Regions from separate parts of the Homo sapiens genome. Here region 1 is linked to region 2. A link is a loop called in an ENCODE intact Hi-C map of the cell type or tissue named here. Cell type or tissue: PC-3. All regions are shown on one strand. Each heading gives the region's core, and the rest is flanking DNA. Links, peaks and the distances in the headings are about the cores only. Region 1 holds the start of LOC124902922 (a long non-coding RNA gene). Region 2 overlaps TMEM117 (transmembrane protein 117).

Region 1 (8,340 bases), core at 93-8,092, 300 kb after region 2:
AAATCATTACAGATGATTCTTGCAATCATAGTTACCTGCATTAGAAGCACCTGGGTTCTGCTTAAAAATGCAGATTCTTGGGTCTTCCTCTTACATCTAGTAGTATGAGAATCACTAGGGGATTCTGCCTGGAAATACGAGTTTAAAATTAGACTATGATTTCTCAGCTCTCATGTAACTCTGGTAATAAGTGAATGTTTGCTATTGCTTTGATCAGATGGCTGTACATGACAGAACTGCAAGAAAATTCTAAACTGCTAGATGATAGTCTCAGTTTATTGCATTTGAAGATGTTTGGGGAATTGTTCAGAATTTTGAATTTCTCCTATAAAACTATATCACTACTGTTGTGTATTTGTGGAAAGCTGAAAAATAAAACTAAATATATTCTGGATACATTTTTCTCAATTTTTATGTGAGTATATATATATATGTATATACATATATGTATGCTGAAAACGATATTTATATCTGAGAGATTACCGTTTGTTCAACCTTTGATTTCAGTAGCTGAGTACATTCATTTGGCAAGTCGAATAAGGTCTAAAGCAGAGAAACAGCAGGAAATCAAGGAGGTACATATATCTCAGTTTTATAACAAAATAAATTTACACACAAAAATGTGTCTAGAAAAAAGATAAGTAGTTGTTTATAATCCCTTCCTGGGCCTTCTAAAGAGGGTGAATGCCAAGAAAGATCTTTTGTTTTAATGAATAGGGTGGTGGGTGTAGATGCAAACTGGAGAAGCTCAGGAACCTAGGTGAGTATTCCTGCCTATGCAGAAGGTTGAGAAGACTTGTTATGGGGAAAGAAAGAGGGAGGACGTAGAGATGACAGCTGCCACAGCCAACAGAAATTGTAACAGAGAGGATTTTCAAAACAATTTTGCTGTATTATACATAATGTTACATCTTACATCCAGCTTCAGCTTCCCAATAAATTTTCAGTTAATATTAAATATATATATGTATATATATATGTATATATGTGTATATATGTATATATATATGTATATATGTGTATATATGTATATATATGTATATATGTATATATGTATATATATGTATATATGTATATATGTATATATATGTATATATGTATATATATGTATATATATGTATATATGTATATATATGTGTATATATATATGTGTGTATATATATATATATATTTTTCCTCCCATTCTTTTGGCATTTGATGGCCAGGTCAATCCTCCTCTTTACATGCCAGATGGGTTTCTGGGCAAGAGCCAGGGGAAGGAAAAGGTCATGGAGGCCAAGGTACATTATTTTTCTTAATAATTTCAACTTTTATTTTAGATTCAGGAGGTACTTGTGCAGGTTTGTTACATGAGTATATTGTGTGATGCTGATGTTGATGAATGATCCTATGAATGATCATAGGATGATGATCCTATCATCTATGGTGTGCATCATCCTATCACCTAGGTAGTGAGCATAGTACCCAATAAGTAGATTTTCAGTTTTTCAGCCCTTGTCCCTTCCCTTCCCTCTCTAGTAATCCCCAGTATCTCTTGTTGCCATCTTTATGTTCATATGTACCCAATGTTTAGCTCCCACTTATAAGTGAGAACATGCAGGATTTGGTTTTCTGTTCCTATGTTAATTTACTTAGGATGACGGCCTTCAGATGAATCTATGTTGCTGCAAAGGACATGATTTTTTCTTTTTCATGGCTGTGTAATATTCCAGGGTGTACATGCATCACATTTTCTTTATCCAATCCACCGCTGTTGGGCCCTTAGATTGATTCCATGTCTTTTGCTATTGTGAATAGCTCTGTGATACATATGTGAGTGCACATGTCTTTTTGGTGATGGAATGATTTATTTTTTATTGAGTATATACCCAGTGATATGATTGCTGAGTTGAATGGTAGTTCTGTTTAAGTTCCTTGAGAAATCTCCAAATTGCTTTCCAAAGGGGCTGAACTAATTTACATTCCTACCGTCAGTACATAAACATTCCCTTTTCTCTGCAGCCTCATCAGCATCTGTTATTTATTTTTATAATAGCCATTCTGACAGATGTGAGATGGTATCTCATTGTGGTTTTGATTTGCATTTCTCTGATGATTAGTGATGATGAGCATTTTTTCATAAGCTTGTTAGCTCCTTGTATGTCTTTTGTTTTTGAGAAGTGTCTGTTCATGTTCTTTTGCCCACTTTTAGATGAGATTATATGTGTTTTGCTTGTTAAGTTGTTTAAGTATATTACAGATTCTGGATATTAAACCTCTGTTGGATGCATAATTTGCAGATATTTTCTCCAATACTGTGAGCTGTCTGTTTACTCTGCTTTTCATTTTGCTGTACGAAAGCTCTTTATTTAATTAGGTCTCACTTGTCAATTTTTGGCTTTGTTGCAGTTGCTTTTGAGGACTTAGTCATAAGTTCTTTGCCAATCCTGTTATCTACAATGTTATTTTCTAGGTTTTCTTTTATGATTTTTATAGCTTGAGATTTTACATTTAAATCTTTAATCCCATCTTGAGTTAGTTTTTCTATATGGTGAAAAGTAGGGGGACAGTTTCATTCTTCTGCATATGACTATCCAGTTATCTCAGCACCATTTATTACATATGGAGTTCTTTCCTTATTGCTTATTTTTGTTGACTTTGTCAAAGGTCAGATGGCTGTAGGTGTGCAGCTTGTTTCTGGGTTCACTTTTCAGATCTATTATTCTGTCTGTCTGTTTTTGTACCAATATCATGCTGTTTTGATTACTGTAGCCATGTAGTGTAGTTTGAAGTCAGGTAGTGTGATGCCTCTGGCTTTGTTCTTTTTGCTTAGCATTGCTTTGGCTATTCAGGCTCTCTTTTGGTTCAATATGAGTTTTAGAATAATTTTTTATAATTCTGTGAAAAAAGACATTGATAGTTTGAAGGAATAGTGTTGAATCTGCAGATTACTTTGAGCAGTATGGACGTTTTAATGACATTAATTCTTTCAGTCTATGAGCATGGAATGTTTTTCCATTTGTGTCATCTCTGATTTTTTTCAGCAGTGTTTTGTAGTTCTCCTTGTAGAGATATTTTATATCCTTAGTTGGTTGTATTCCTAGGTACTTTTTTGTGTGGGTGGGTATTGTAAGTGAGATTATGTCCTTGATTTGGCTCTCAGCTTGAACCTCTTTGGTGTATAGAAATGGTACTGATTTTTATATGCTGATTTTGTGTCCTGAAACTTTACTAAAGTTGTTTATCTGGTCTAGGAGCCTTTGGCAGAGGCTTTAGGGTTTTCTAGGCATAGAATCATATTGTCTGCAAAACTGAGATAGTTTGACTTGCTCTTTTCCTATTGATGCGTTTTATTCTTTCTCTTGCCTGATTGCTCTGGCTAGGACTTCCAACACTATGTTGAATAGGGTTGGTAACAGGATCCTTGTCTTGTTCCAGTTCTCATGGGGAATACTTCCAGCTTTTGCCCAGTCAGAATGATGTTGACTGTAGATTTTTTATAGATGACTCTTATTTTTTTGATGTATGTTCCTTCAAGGGCTTATTTGTTGAGGTTTTATAATGAAGGGAGGTTGGATTTTATCAAAAGCCTTTTATACTTCTATTAAGATGATCATACAGTTTTGGTTTTTAATTCTGGTTTTGTGGTGAATCACATTTATTTAGTTTTGTGTGTTGAACCAACTGGCATCTCAGGAATAAAGCCTACTTGATTGTGGTGACTTAACTTTTTGATATGCTGCTGGATTTCATTTGGCAGTTTTTTTTCTTTTTTTGAGGATTTTTGTGTCTATGTTTATCAGGGATATTGGCCTGTAGTTTCTTCTTCTTTTTTTTTTTTTTTTTAAGACAAAGTCTCACTCTGTCGCCAAGGTTGGAGTGCAGTGGCGCAATTTCAGCTCACTGCAACCTCCGCCTCCTGGGTTCAAGGGATTCTCCTGCCTCAGCCTCCTGAGTAGCTGGGACTACAGGCTAGTTTTCTTTTTACATTGTGCCTTTATCAGTTTATGGTATCAGGGTGATACTAGCTTCATAGTATGAGTTAGGCAGGAGCCCATCCTCCTCCATTTTTTGAAATAGTTTCAATAGAATTAGTACGAGCTCTTCTCTGTACATGTAGTAAAATTCAGCTGTGAATCCATCTGATCCAGAGCTTTTTTGTATGTAGGTTTTTTTGACTAATTCAATTTTGTAACTGGGTATTGGTATGTTCAATGTTTCAATTTCTTCCTGATTCACTGTTGGGGCTTGTGTGTTTCCAGGAATTTATCCATTTCTTCTAGAGTTTCTAGTTTGTGTGCATAGAGGTGTTCATAATATTCTCTGAGAATCTTTTGTGTTTCTGTGGAATTGGTTGTAATATCACCTTTGTTGTTTCAAATTGCACTTTTTTGGATCTTCTCTTTTATTTGTTAATCTAGCTAGCAGTCTATCTGTCTTGTTTCGTCTTTCAGAGAGCCAACTTTTGGGTTCATTGATGCTTTGTATGGATTTTGGGGTCTGAATTTCATTCAATTCTGCTCTTATTTTAATAATTTCTTTTCTTCTGCTAGCTTTGGAGTTAGTTTATTCTTAGTTTTCTAGTTCCTCTAGATGTGATACCAAACTGTAAATTTGAGATCTTCCTAACTTCTTGAAGTAGATGTTTAGAGCTATAAATTTTCCTGTCAACACTGTTTTTGCTTCATCCAAGAGATTTTGCTATGTTGTGTTGACTGTTCGTTTCTTTCAAAGAATTTTTTACTTTCTGCCTTAAATTCATTGTTTACCCAAAAATTGTTCAGAGAAAAGTAGTTTAATTTCCAAGTAATTGTGTGGTTTTCAGATACCTTCTTGGTTTTGATTTTATTTGTATTCCACTGTGGTCAGAGCATATGGTGGGTATGATTTCTATTTTTTCTAATCTGTTGAGACTTGCTTTATGGCTGAGCACTATTGTGTGGTGGGCTAAGGCTTTTCATAGATATAGGAGTATTTGTATTATTAATGTGGGTGCTCCGATGTTGGGTGCACATATACTTAGGATTATTAAATCTTCTTGTTGAATTGAACCTTTCATCATTATATAATGTCCTTCTTTTTCCTATTTTATTATTGCTGGCTTAAAGTCTGTTTTATCTGATATAAAAATAGCAATGATATAAAAATAGCAACCCCTGTTCTTTTTTGTTTTCCATTTTCATGATAGATCTTTCTTTCTCCAGTTCTTTACTTTGAGCCTGTAAGTGTCATTTCCTGTGAGAGGGGTCTCTGGAAGACAGGAGACAGACTTTTTAATCCAGTTTACCACTCTCTGTGTCTTCTTAGTGAAGCATTTAGACTATTTTCACTCAAGGTTAATATTGTCATGTGTGGTTTTAATCCTATGGTGAAATTATTAACTGGTTGCTTTGTAGTTCCTGTTATATAATTGCTCTATAGGGTCTGTGAACTATAGACTTACATGTATTTTTGTGGTAGCAGGTATTGTTATTTTGTTTCCATTTTTAAAATTCCCTTAAGGACCTCTTTTAAGCCTGGTCTAATGGAGATACATTCTCTTAGCGTTTTTTTATTGTTGGGGGTGTCTGGAAAACATTGTATTTTTACTTTGCTTATAAAGCTTAGTTTGATGGGATATGGAATTCTTGGTTGAAATTTCTTTCCCTTAAGGATGCTGAAAATAGGCCCCCAATCTCTTCTGGCTTGTAATATTTCAGCTGAGACATATGCTTTTAAATTGATGGGATTCCATTTGTGCATGGTCTGAACTTTTTCTCTAGCTGCCTTTAAGATTTTTTCTTTAGCATTGTCCTTGGGCAGTTTAATGACTATATGCCTTGATGATGTTCTTTTTGTATGGTATCTCACAGGTGTTCTCTGGATTTCTTGTTCCTGGGTGTCTACCTCTTTAAAAATACTAGGGACACTCTTTGTACTATTGCTTCAAATATGTTTTCCAGATTGTTTACTTTTTCTCCTCCTCTCTCAGGAATGCCAGTAATTTATAAATTTGTTTGCTTTACATAATCCCATATTTTTCAGACTTTGTTCATTAAAATTTTTTTTCTTTATTTTAGTCTGACTTGATTAATTCAAAAGACTAGTCTTCTAGCTCTGTAATTCTTTTTCTGTTTGGTGTAGTATATTGATAAAACCTTCAATTGTATTTTGAAATTCTTTAATTGAATTTTTCAATCCTGGAAGCTCTGACTGATTTTCTTTAAAGATGTTTATCTCCTTCTTCATTTCCTGGATTTCTTCAGAAATTTCTTTTTCTTTTTCTTTTTTTTTTTTTTTTTGGCTTTCATCCTTGTCTTGAATCTTGTTGAGCCTCCTTGCAATCCAAGCTTTGCATTCTTAATCCGTCATTTCTGAGTGTCTGTTTTAGTCAGGGACCATTGCTGGAGATCTAGTGTGATCCTTTGGTGGAGTCACAATATTCAGATTTTTCATGGTATGAGAAAAGTTGCACTGGTTCTTTCTCATCTGGAGACACTGGCACTTCTAATTTTTGTAATTATTAATATTTTCATGTGAATAGGATTTTCCCCTTTCTTTCCCTATTATATATATATATATGTTTTTTTTTTTAATTTTTCTTTGTTTTTCTCCCTAGTGGGTGTAACTGTAAAGAATGTTGGCTAGGGTCTTTTGGCTTTGCTTCATTTTTTTGTTTTTGTTTTTGTTTTTGAGACAAAGTTTCACACTTGTTGCCCAGGCTGGAGTGCAAATGGCGCAATCTCAGCTTACTGAAACCTCTGCCTCCAGGGTTCAAGCAATCCTCCTGCCTCAGCCTCCCAAGTAGGTGGGATTACAGGTGCCTGCCACTACACCTGACTAATTTTTTGTATTTTTAGTAGAGACAGGATTTCACCATGTTGGCCAGGCTAGTCTCGAACTCCTGACCTCAGGTGATCCACCAGCCTGGCCTTGGCTTTGCTTCTATAGCCCTATGCACTTCTGTCAGCTGGTTTTATGTTGGACTGTGTGGTTCTACCTACAGGCCAGTAGATGGCACTTATGGGTAAAAGTCAGCTCTGGCCAACGTGAACGGGTATATATTTCAACCTTGTTTACTGGGAGGTCTCTGATGCTGCAGGCAATGGGCTGAACTGTTTAGTGCACAGTGGTCTTAGCTCCCTACTCACCACCACATGAGGGAACCAAGAGAGTAGGGCCTGGACTGGGCAGGCTCACCTACAGCCACTCAATGGCAGGTACTAGCACCAGCACCTAATGCGTGGCCACCTAGCGCCCAGAGGTATGTCTAGGCATGGAGCTTGGTAACCTGCTTGGCCCTAAGTTCTCTGCATGGGGAGGGGTGACGGCCCGAACTCCTAATCCAGTAGAGTGGATGCACCTGGAGATCTTCCTGGGCATGTAGCATAGGGGGCCGTACTGCACCACAGTCTCTCCACAGAAAGTGTGGGGCAACTCAGGCCACTGACCCAGGCAAGGGGGTACTTCAGATGCCTGGAGATATGCCTAAGCATGGAGTGGAGAGGGTCCTGTTACATCACAATCTATGCACAGGAGGGGTGGGAGACTCAGGCTGCTGGTCCATGATAGGAAGTGCTCTGATTGTCTGGAGATCTGCCTGCATGCGTGGAACAGAAGAGGCCCTGCTACACTCTAATCTATGTACGTTAAGGTGAGATGGCTCAGGCTACTAGTCCAGGAGAGTAGGTGCTCTGAATACCTGGAGTTCTGCCTGGATGTGTAGCAGAGAGGGCCCTGCTACACCCTAATCTATCCACAGGAAAGGTAGGGTGGCTAAGGTTGCTGATCCAGGCAACAGGGTGCTCCATCTGCATGGAGATTTGCCTGGGCATGAAGTGGAGAGAATCCTGCTACAAGCCAATTTATGCACAGGAAAGGTGGGGTGGCTCAGGCTGGTAATCCAGAAGAGCAGGTGTTCTCAATGGCCAGAAATCTGCCAGGGTATGGAGCAGAGAGGACCCCACTGCATCCCAGTCTATGCACAGGAAGGGTGGGGCAGCTCAGCCTACTGATCCAGGAGAGTGGGTGCTCTGACTGCCTAGGCATGGAGCAGAGAGGTCTCTGCTGCACCACAATCTAGGCACAGAGAGGGTGGGATGACTCAGGATGCAAATTCATGTAAGTGGGTGCTCCAAATGCCTGGAAATCTGCCTAGGCATGGAGCAGAGAGTGTCCCCTGCACCATGATCTCAGGTGAGCAGGATGGAGCTCCCAGCAAGGTCACACACAGGCCATTTCCAGGTGGCCAAGCTAGGCCTGGCTACAAGTCTCATTGCTCAAGAGAAACTGTCGCTGTAGCAGCTTCCCTCTCACCCTAGAACTACACACGGGGAGCACAATTCCAGCACCTACAACTGGGGCACTGTCCACACGCACCAT
Region 2 (8,340 bases), core at 270-8,269:
TCTCTCAACCCTTTATTACAATAGTCCCTCCTATCTGTAGGGGATACATTCTAAGACTTCTAGCGGATGCTTGAAACTGAGGATAGTACCAAGCCCTGTATATACTATTGTTATGGTTTGGCTGTGTCCCACTCAAATCTCATCTTGAATTGTAACTCCCACAATTCTCATTCCAAGTGGAAGTAATTGAATCATACATGGAGGTCTTTCTGTTGCTGCTCCTGTGATAGTGAATAAATGTCATGAGATCTGATGGTTTGATAAAGAGGAGGTCTCCTGCACAAGCTCTCTCTGTTTGCCTGCTCCCATCCATGTAAGACGTGACTTGCTTCTCCTTGCCTTCCGTCATGATTGTGAGGCCTCCCCAGCCATGTGGAATTGTAACTTAATTAAACCTCTTTTTCATCCTAGTCTTGAGTATGCCTTTATCAGCAGCATGAAAATAGAGTAATATAACTATATTCCTTACTATACATACATACATACATATGTATGACCAAGTTTATTTTATAAGTTAGGCATAGTAAGATATTAATAATATTAATGAAATAGAATAATTACAACAATATACTGTAATAAAAGTTATGTAAACATAGTTTCTCTCTCAGAATATCTTATGGTGTTATACCAAACTTCGTTTTGTTGTCTGTTCTCTGATAAGTGAGAAGACTATTAAGTGACTATATACATTTATAGCATATAAACATATATACACTGGACAAAGAGATGATTCACTTCCCAGGAGGGATGGAATGGGATGGTGTGAGATTTCTTCACACTACTTAGAATGGTGCATAGTTTAAAACTTATGAATTATTTATTTGTAGAATTTTTCATTTAATATTTTCAGACCACTGTTGACAGAGGGCAACTGAAATCGTGGAAAGCAAAACCATGGATAAGGGGGACACTGTATTTCACCCCAGTCTCTTTTTATTGCGTGGTTTCTGAGGGGAAGTTGGATATATTTCTTATCTTTTTTCCTTTATATGTAAGGTGTTTTTTTCCCTCTGGTTTTCTTTTAAGATTTTTTTCCTTATCTTTGATTTTCTGCAGTTTGAATACAATTTGCCCAGGTGTTATGTGCTTTTTTTGGTACTTGTTCTGCCTGGTGTTCTGTGAGCATCGTGGAGCTGTGGTTTGTTGTCTAACATTAATTTGGAAAAATTCTCAGTCATTGTTGCTTCAAATATTGTTTCTGTTTTTGTTTTTTTTTTTTCTGTTGCTTCTTTTTCTGATATTCCCATTACACAGTTATACCTTTCATGGTTAACCCACGGTTCTTATATATTCCTTTTTATTTTCTTTTTTTTTCCTCTTTGCTTTTTAGTTTTGGAGATTTCTATTGACATATTCTCAAAAATAAAAGTTCCGATATTTTTTTCCTCAGTCATGTCCAATCTATTAATGAGCCCATCAAAAGCATTCTTCATTTCTGATCCACTTGTTTTGATCTGTAGCATTTAAAAAAAATCCTTTCTTAGAATTTCATCTTTCTGCTTATGTTATCCATCTGTTCTTGCAAGTTATTTTTTTCGATAAAAGCCCTTAGCATATTAACGATAGTTTTTAAACATTCCTGGTCTGACAATTCCAACATTCCTGGCATATGGGACTCTGGTTCTGATACCAGTTCAGTTTTTTCAAACTGGGGTTTTTGCTTTATAATTGTTTTCCTTGTAATTTCTTGTTGAAAGGAGGACATGATGTACTGGGTAGAAAGAAGTGCACTAAATAGGCCTTCAGTGATGCAGTGGTAGGGTGTGGGGGGAGGGGAAGTCTTTTGTACTCCTCTGATTAGGTATCACACTTTTTTTCTTTTTTCTCTTTCTTTCTTGCTTTTTTTTTTTTTAGACAGGGTCTCACTTTGTCACCCAAGCTCATGTCCAGTAATGGCGTGAACAGGGCTTGCTGCCGCTGCCTTAACCTCCCAGCCTTAAGCGATCCTTCCGCCTCAGCCTCCAAAGTAGCTGGGTCTACAGGCTCACACCACCACACCCTAGCTAATGTTTGTATTTTTTGTAGAGATGGGGTTTCGCCATGTTGCCCAGGTTGGTCTCGAACTCCTGAGGTCAAGTGATCAGCCTGCAGCCTCCCAAAGCGCTGGGATTACAGGTGTAAGTCACCGCGCCCAGTCTAGGTCTCAGACTTTTAATGAGCTTGTGGCCCTGGGCTCTGAACTTCACCAGTGCTTCACAGTTTTTCCCCAACTTAGGCTGGATATGATGGCTAGGGTGGTCTGGAGTTAGGTATTTCCCTTCCCCCAGGTAGGTTAGGCTCTGATAAAATTCCAAGAGGTTAGGGTCTGGAGGGCAGGCCTTGCAAAGAACAGAATATCCTTTCTTTCATATTTCAAATGGTTCCTCTTCCTTCCCCACTGCTGAAAGTACAGGGGAATTTTTCTCTGATAGTCGCTGTGAGGGCCTGGAGATAAGACTCACAGAAGGGTGAGGGTCCTCCGTGGCTGGGTTCCCTGGAGGTTTTAGCTCTCAGACTTGTCCACACCGAGCCTCCATCAGTTTATCAATTGCAGCTCAGATTTATGTACCTCAGCATTGGTTCCTGAAGAGGTTTCTGCTCATGAATTCCTCCTTTGGTAAGTTGTGATTCTCTGTATTTGCCTGTCTGTCTCTCCAATTTGTGGTGTAGGGTTTGCCCTAAGACTTCACTTCACTGACAGATCTAAGAAGAGTTGTTGATTTTTCAGATCACTCAGCTGTTTGCTTGCTGTTAGGATGGAGTGGCAACTTCTAAACTCCTGACATGTTGGAGTGGATACTGGAAGTTGAAAAAGGGTTTGAAACCTAACAAACTTTCAGGGGAGGGGCATAGGGAGAACAATAGACACCTCAGATACAACTGTGGACTAGAGAAGGAAAGACTTGTGTCCTTTTCACGGTGAAGCCTGGGCAGTGGGAAGCCGTATTCAGAAGTCCCCCTGTCCCCCACAGCACAAAAGCAATAGAGCTGAACTGGCTCTAGGTAGATAGGCCATTGCAGGTAGACGGGCCATGGCAACCTTGCAGAGTTCCAGTCACCCCACTGTGGTGCAGAGAATAACAGAATCATTTTATCTTTGTCACTGAGGGTGGTATGGACATGCTCCCTCAGCAGACCTGATGAGGCCTTGGGGTTAGGATGAGGGGGATAAGATGAGATTGAAAGATGAAGCTGATGACTGTAGGCCAGGTGCCTGAGGAGCTGAGTTTCTCATAACCTAACATGAAGTGTCTGCTTCCAGAGAGGATATGAGCCCGAGGTAGAAATAGCTGGGGTATGTCCTGAGAATTTCTAACATGTTCCCAGGTGATGCTGATGCTCCTAAATCTGGGATAACACTTTGAAAACCACTGCATTGTTTTATTCCAAACTTCCTAACCTCCTATTATTTGTTAAGTATAAGTAGATCTATGCATAATCAAAAGATACGTTACACTACCCAATTCCACAGGTGGTGTACTCTCTTGTACTATATGGTTAATCACCTAGATGTAGCAAGGAAAATGAACACTGGTATCTCCCATCTGTTGGTTACTGCTATTTTTTCCCCTTGGTGTTGTGCTTTTATGTTGACACTTTTCTTTCTTTCTTCCTTCATTTTCTTTGTTCTCCTTACTCTGATCTTTCCTTATAGCCTCTATTTGTTGTACCGTTTTTTTTCTATGTTCTGTGAAATACTGTGATCGGTATGTGAAAATAATATCATTTAATTAAGCTTTAAGGCACACTACCTTGCATCTAGCCTGAGAACAGCACAAGCCTGCTGTAATTTCTATGATTGGCCTCACTTAGGAGATTTTATTTGTTGAGAGGCACCTGAAAAACCTTAGCAAACTTGGTTCAGAAAAAAAAAATGGTGGCTACAGTAATAATATATAACTCAGAGATTTGAGACACAGATGATGTAGTTACCATAGGAAATTTTTTTCCTCTTTGGCTGTTATTACTCGTACTGTCTACAAGATCTGTCCAAGAACAGTGTATCATCTAAAAGAGGGGATGCTGGACTTAAAAAAATAAGTGAAAAAGAAAATTTAAATTAGAAGTCTTAAGTCAGTCATTGTATCCATATTGATATTCTTAACTGAAAAAGAACAAAACCCAGGAAGGCTTTTATTTATCGATTCCATGAAGAACATATTTCTTTTGTGTCATGGTGATCAGTGATTTTTGAATATATATATCTATAATATACTCAAATAAGATTTCTTGGTATTTTTTGGACTTAAAATTTTTGGATTGTATGATTCTGAGACTTACATGCATATGTTCATCTCATAAGATGGAAAAGCTTTTGCTCAAATTTTTTTTTGTCCATGTTGAAATGAGAATTAAAATCGCTAGAGGGCACTGTGGATAAGCATTTGTAGCAAAGATACCTATAGGAGCTAGAACTTGCCAGAATTTAGTTGTACAGGAAGTCCTCAATTACCGACATGTACTGGTCCAAAAATGTGCTTATAAATTAACTCTTCGGAATTCAGGATTCAGAGTGTATTTTCCTAATAGAAACAATAAAATAAGTAGTAGTATAACAATTTCCCAAGTTGACCTCTAATAGTCTGTTAAATATATATATGACACAGATTTGTTTGTTATGTGAAGGGAAGCAACAATAACAAAAACAAATATTATACACCTCATTGAGATATAATGGGATTTACCAAACAACAAATAAGACTATACAACTCATTTAGATATAATGGGATTTAAGAAAATTTTGATGTAGAGAGTTTTATTTTGGTGTGAACTGGCTTAATTACAAAAACCCACTAGCTTGGAAATATTACAGAGTTGCAATCTCTGTGTCTCAAAAACAAGAATAAAACAAAATACCCAGGAATAAACTGTTAATCTGTGGGTCACCCCCGTTGAATGGATTGATAGCACTACCCCCTCCTCCCAACTCCCTTCAGTTTTTAGTGGAGTGGGGTTCATACGGTTCTGCCTCCCCTGAACCCCACCTGGCTGCTTTGTTCTTATGTCCACTACCTCTCACTACTGCTGCTTCTCCTCCTGGTGCTGTTCAGTGGCATGTTTGGCTTCTTTCCCTTTTCTTTAAAGGCATCCAGATATCCAGCCAGTCCCAGCCTCTGGGTGAAGCCATTCCTCCTAGTTCCAAGCTAGCAAGGGTAATTTAGCACTGTTTGCTTGCAGACCTAACTTTGGGAATTCACTCAGTTCACCTCCCAGGTGGAAACGGGACCATCCCTATGGCCACAGCAGAGTCTCCCTTTCTCCCTGTGTCCCACCTGCCCTAGGAATGGTTCCCCTTTCCTCTTTCTTTCTTCAGCTTTCTTCCGTCTAACTTAATTACTGTTTTGGGATTATTTAATTTTTTTTCTCTAGGGCTTTCACTACGTAAGTCTACATTTCAATCAATGAGTGTTTTAAACTAGATGGGAAACAATACATGACTTGACAGTTAATTTGCCCTGATTTCTTGCCACACTTCCCTTTATTCTTTAGTGGAAATACAAAGTCACAGTTTTCTTTCATCTTTTACGAGCTAATGGGAATGTAGGCAGAGGTCAATGGTGAACAGAGTGCCTGAAGGTTTGTGGATGATGCAAAGTATTGGGAGAGTACCCTGAGCCCCACAAACCACCTTTATAATTTAGGTTGCATCAGTATCACCTGGGTGCCTGCCAAAAATACAGATTCTGTGAGGTGTTAGGTGGGACTCAGAAAAGTGCATTTTAATTAAGTATCCTTGATTATTCTGATGAGTGTTATTCTGGCCACAGATATAAATTGATAAATTATATAATAGTCCCTCCATCCTTAAGCCTCCTTTCAGGCAAATGTGTCATGGATTTTAGAGTGTTATCTTTTGTTTATGGGTTTTTGTTTTAAGGTGGCAAATGTGTCACTATCACCAAGGAGATGGGAAAGGTATGATTACTTTGATTTTTGGTGAGGTTGTGAAAAAATAATGTTTAGTAAAGATGAGCATCAATCTGATCTGCTCATTTAGCAGGATACATGTAGTATTTCCACCTACACTTTTCACAAAAGGAGAAAGCATTATTTATGAAGCCTTCTGTGTGTGTGTGTGTGTGTTTTAGGTGATAAATAATTGAAAGTAAAGGTTGGCATCACTATGCCATATCAAGCTTTTCCTTTTCTTTCTTTCCTTTTTTTTTTTTTTTTTTTGGTGATGAGACAGATGGTATTTTTTTCTATAGATGCCAAAAAAGGAAAAACCCCAAACCCACCAAGTCTCACAGTTGTGGAAAGAAATCTTATATGATTTCTAAAAGCAAGGATCTGCTGGCCCTCCTCTTACCCCAAAGACTAGGGACCATGAATCACTTGGAAAATAGATTTGTGTATTCTGAGTGCTTGTCACTGGGTTGGCTAACTTAGAGGGGTTTTTAGTTGAAACCAGGGCTTTCTAAGTATGCACTTGATAAGCATGTAAGAAGTAAGAACAAAATATATCCAGCTGATTAATAATGATATATTTCAAATATACTGGTGTTTAAATGGATATTAGACACTATGTTACCCTCTCCACCACTTCAAAATATTATAACATTTTAGGCTTTATAGTCTTTCATGACATCAAAGGTAATGTTATTATTTAAATAGAATAAGGACATCTGTTTTAGAAAGAGAAAACAGGTTCTTCAATGTGTGTTTTGGCTAGGCAAATGATAGCAGAAAAAACCTCTAATGCATCATTTTTAAATAGATCATTGAAATGACAGAGTTTTGATTTTTTTCAATGTTCTTTTTAACATCTGACAAGTCTAAGTACTTCTGTCTACATAAGTCACATACTAATTAGTAATTAACCACTGTTATTTAATTAGACTCTCTAGTTGGTACATCATGCATTGATCACTCCCAATTTGGTATGTGCTGGCTGCTCTTGGTGACTAGGCCACTCTGCTGGGGTTCATTTCATGCTGTGTGTTGCAGCTGTGCCCAGACACAACCTTTTTCTGCCTTTGTCTTGAAATTAGATAAGAAACATAAAAATGTGGAGAATTGAACTAACTCTAGTTAGTCAACTAGATTTCCAAAATGGTTACAAAAGGCAAAAGTGAATTTTTGCTGATTGAATGAAAAAAGGACTCTTTCGTTCAAAAATTCATTTTTTTCTCCTTTTTTATGCTTCAGATTTTCTTTCAGATGATTTGATAATGATATGTATGCTTTAAGGAAAGGTCAAAATTATATTTTAGACCTACTGAATTTGCAAGTGTTCTAAGCATGCAATAAAAACATGTAAAATCTCTACACTATATTAGATGAAACACATTTGAAGTAATTTTAATTAGAAATGGCCAAAGTAATTTAGAGACAATTGTTTTAATAAAAATGGTACATTTCTTAGATTATGAAACTAACTTTTTGCACTGTTTATTCCATTGGTTGTTACATAAATGGAGACTTCTGCTATTATGAATTCCTTAAACCACATAGTATGTCTTAAGCAACTCCTAGGACCTTATCAATATTTTATCCAGAAAGTACTCTTGATAATTAACTCTACTGTTTTTATTTTTCTTTTTTTCTTTTTCTTTCTTTTTTTTTTTTTTAGAAGAAGTCTTGCTCTGTCGCCAGTCTGGAGTGCAGTGGCGCAATCTTGGCTCACTGCAACCTCCGCTTCCCAGGTTAAAGCAATTCTCCTGCCTCAGCCTCCCGAGTAGCTGGAATTACAGGCACACACCACCACACCTAGCTAATGTTTGTATTTTTAGTAGAGATGGGGTTTCACCGTGTTGGCCAGGATGGTCTTGATCCGCCTGCCTCAGCCTCTCAAAGTGTTGGGATTACAGGCATGAGCCACTGTGCCCAGCCGATTAACTCTACTCTTGTAGCTGCACTCAACCCTAAGTGGACTTCACCTAAGTCAGTGGTTCTCAGCTCTGGGCAGAGGCCAGGGAAGGAGGAGATTTATGTATTCAAATTGCCTATAGAGTTTTTTGCTTGTTTAGTTGTGTTTTTGTATGAAAGAATGTTGTCTGGGGTGGGGCTTTATGATGAATGGCAGCCATCTAGTGTGACCAGACCATCATTTTCCCAGGATATGATGCACACAAAATCCTGAGACAAAGACCATCTCAGGCAAGTCCTGTAGAGCAGGTTGCGCACTTCCCTGAAAAGACTAGTCACAGTCAATTCTCACTCCCCAGGAGACCCATTGTAGTTTCACAGAAACGCTCACTTACAGCAGCCCTGACAGAGTGGCAGAGGGAGAAACAGAGGCTTCAGGAGGGTACTGGCTCATTCAAATCTGCACCATTAATAAGCACTGGAAGTAGGACCAGGTTTCAGATCTTTAGCTTCCTGATCTGGGGCTCTCTTCTCTATACATTTCTCTCCTCT

What was found. A loop is a pair of places that touch in the nucleus more often than their neighbours do. Peaks named below come from ENCODE experiments on the same cell type or tissue, not always from the same donor. Only the 100,000 strongest peaks of a DNase experiment are listed, where the experiment ranks them.
Region 1: a loop joins it to region 2, with 6 times the contacts of the local background. A loop is called at or near these places in 6 of 110 quality-filtered maps.

What each region holds. Positions count from the first base shown.
Region 1 is chr12:44,310,760-44,319,099 of GRCh38, forward strand. The region is part of intron 6 of TMEM117 (transmembrane protein 117); the gene reads left to right. LOC124902922 (a long non-coding RNA gene) reads left to right here and starts at 2,131. Exons shown (of 2, transcript XR_007063281.1): 1 at 2,131-8,340. In PC-3, for the core only: a CTCF peak has its summit at 6,979 (motif pointing right); a DNase peak (open chromatin) is centred at 6,962; H3K27ac peaks cover 435 bases.
Region 2 is chr12:44,011,190-44,019,529 of GRCh38, forward strand. The region is part of intron 3 of TMEM117 (transmembrane protein 117); the gene reads left to right. Among named protein-coding and RNA genes, the nearest start is that of TMEM117, 180 kb to the left of the region's middle. In PC-3, for the core only: a CTCF peak has its summit at 4,343 (motif pointing right); a DNase peak (open chromatin) is centred at 4,352.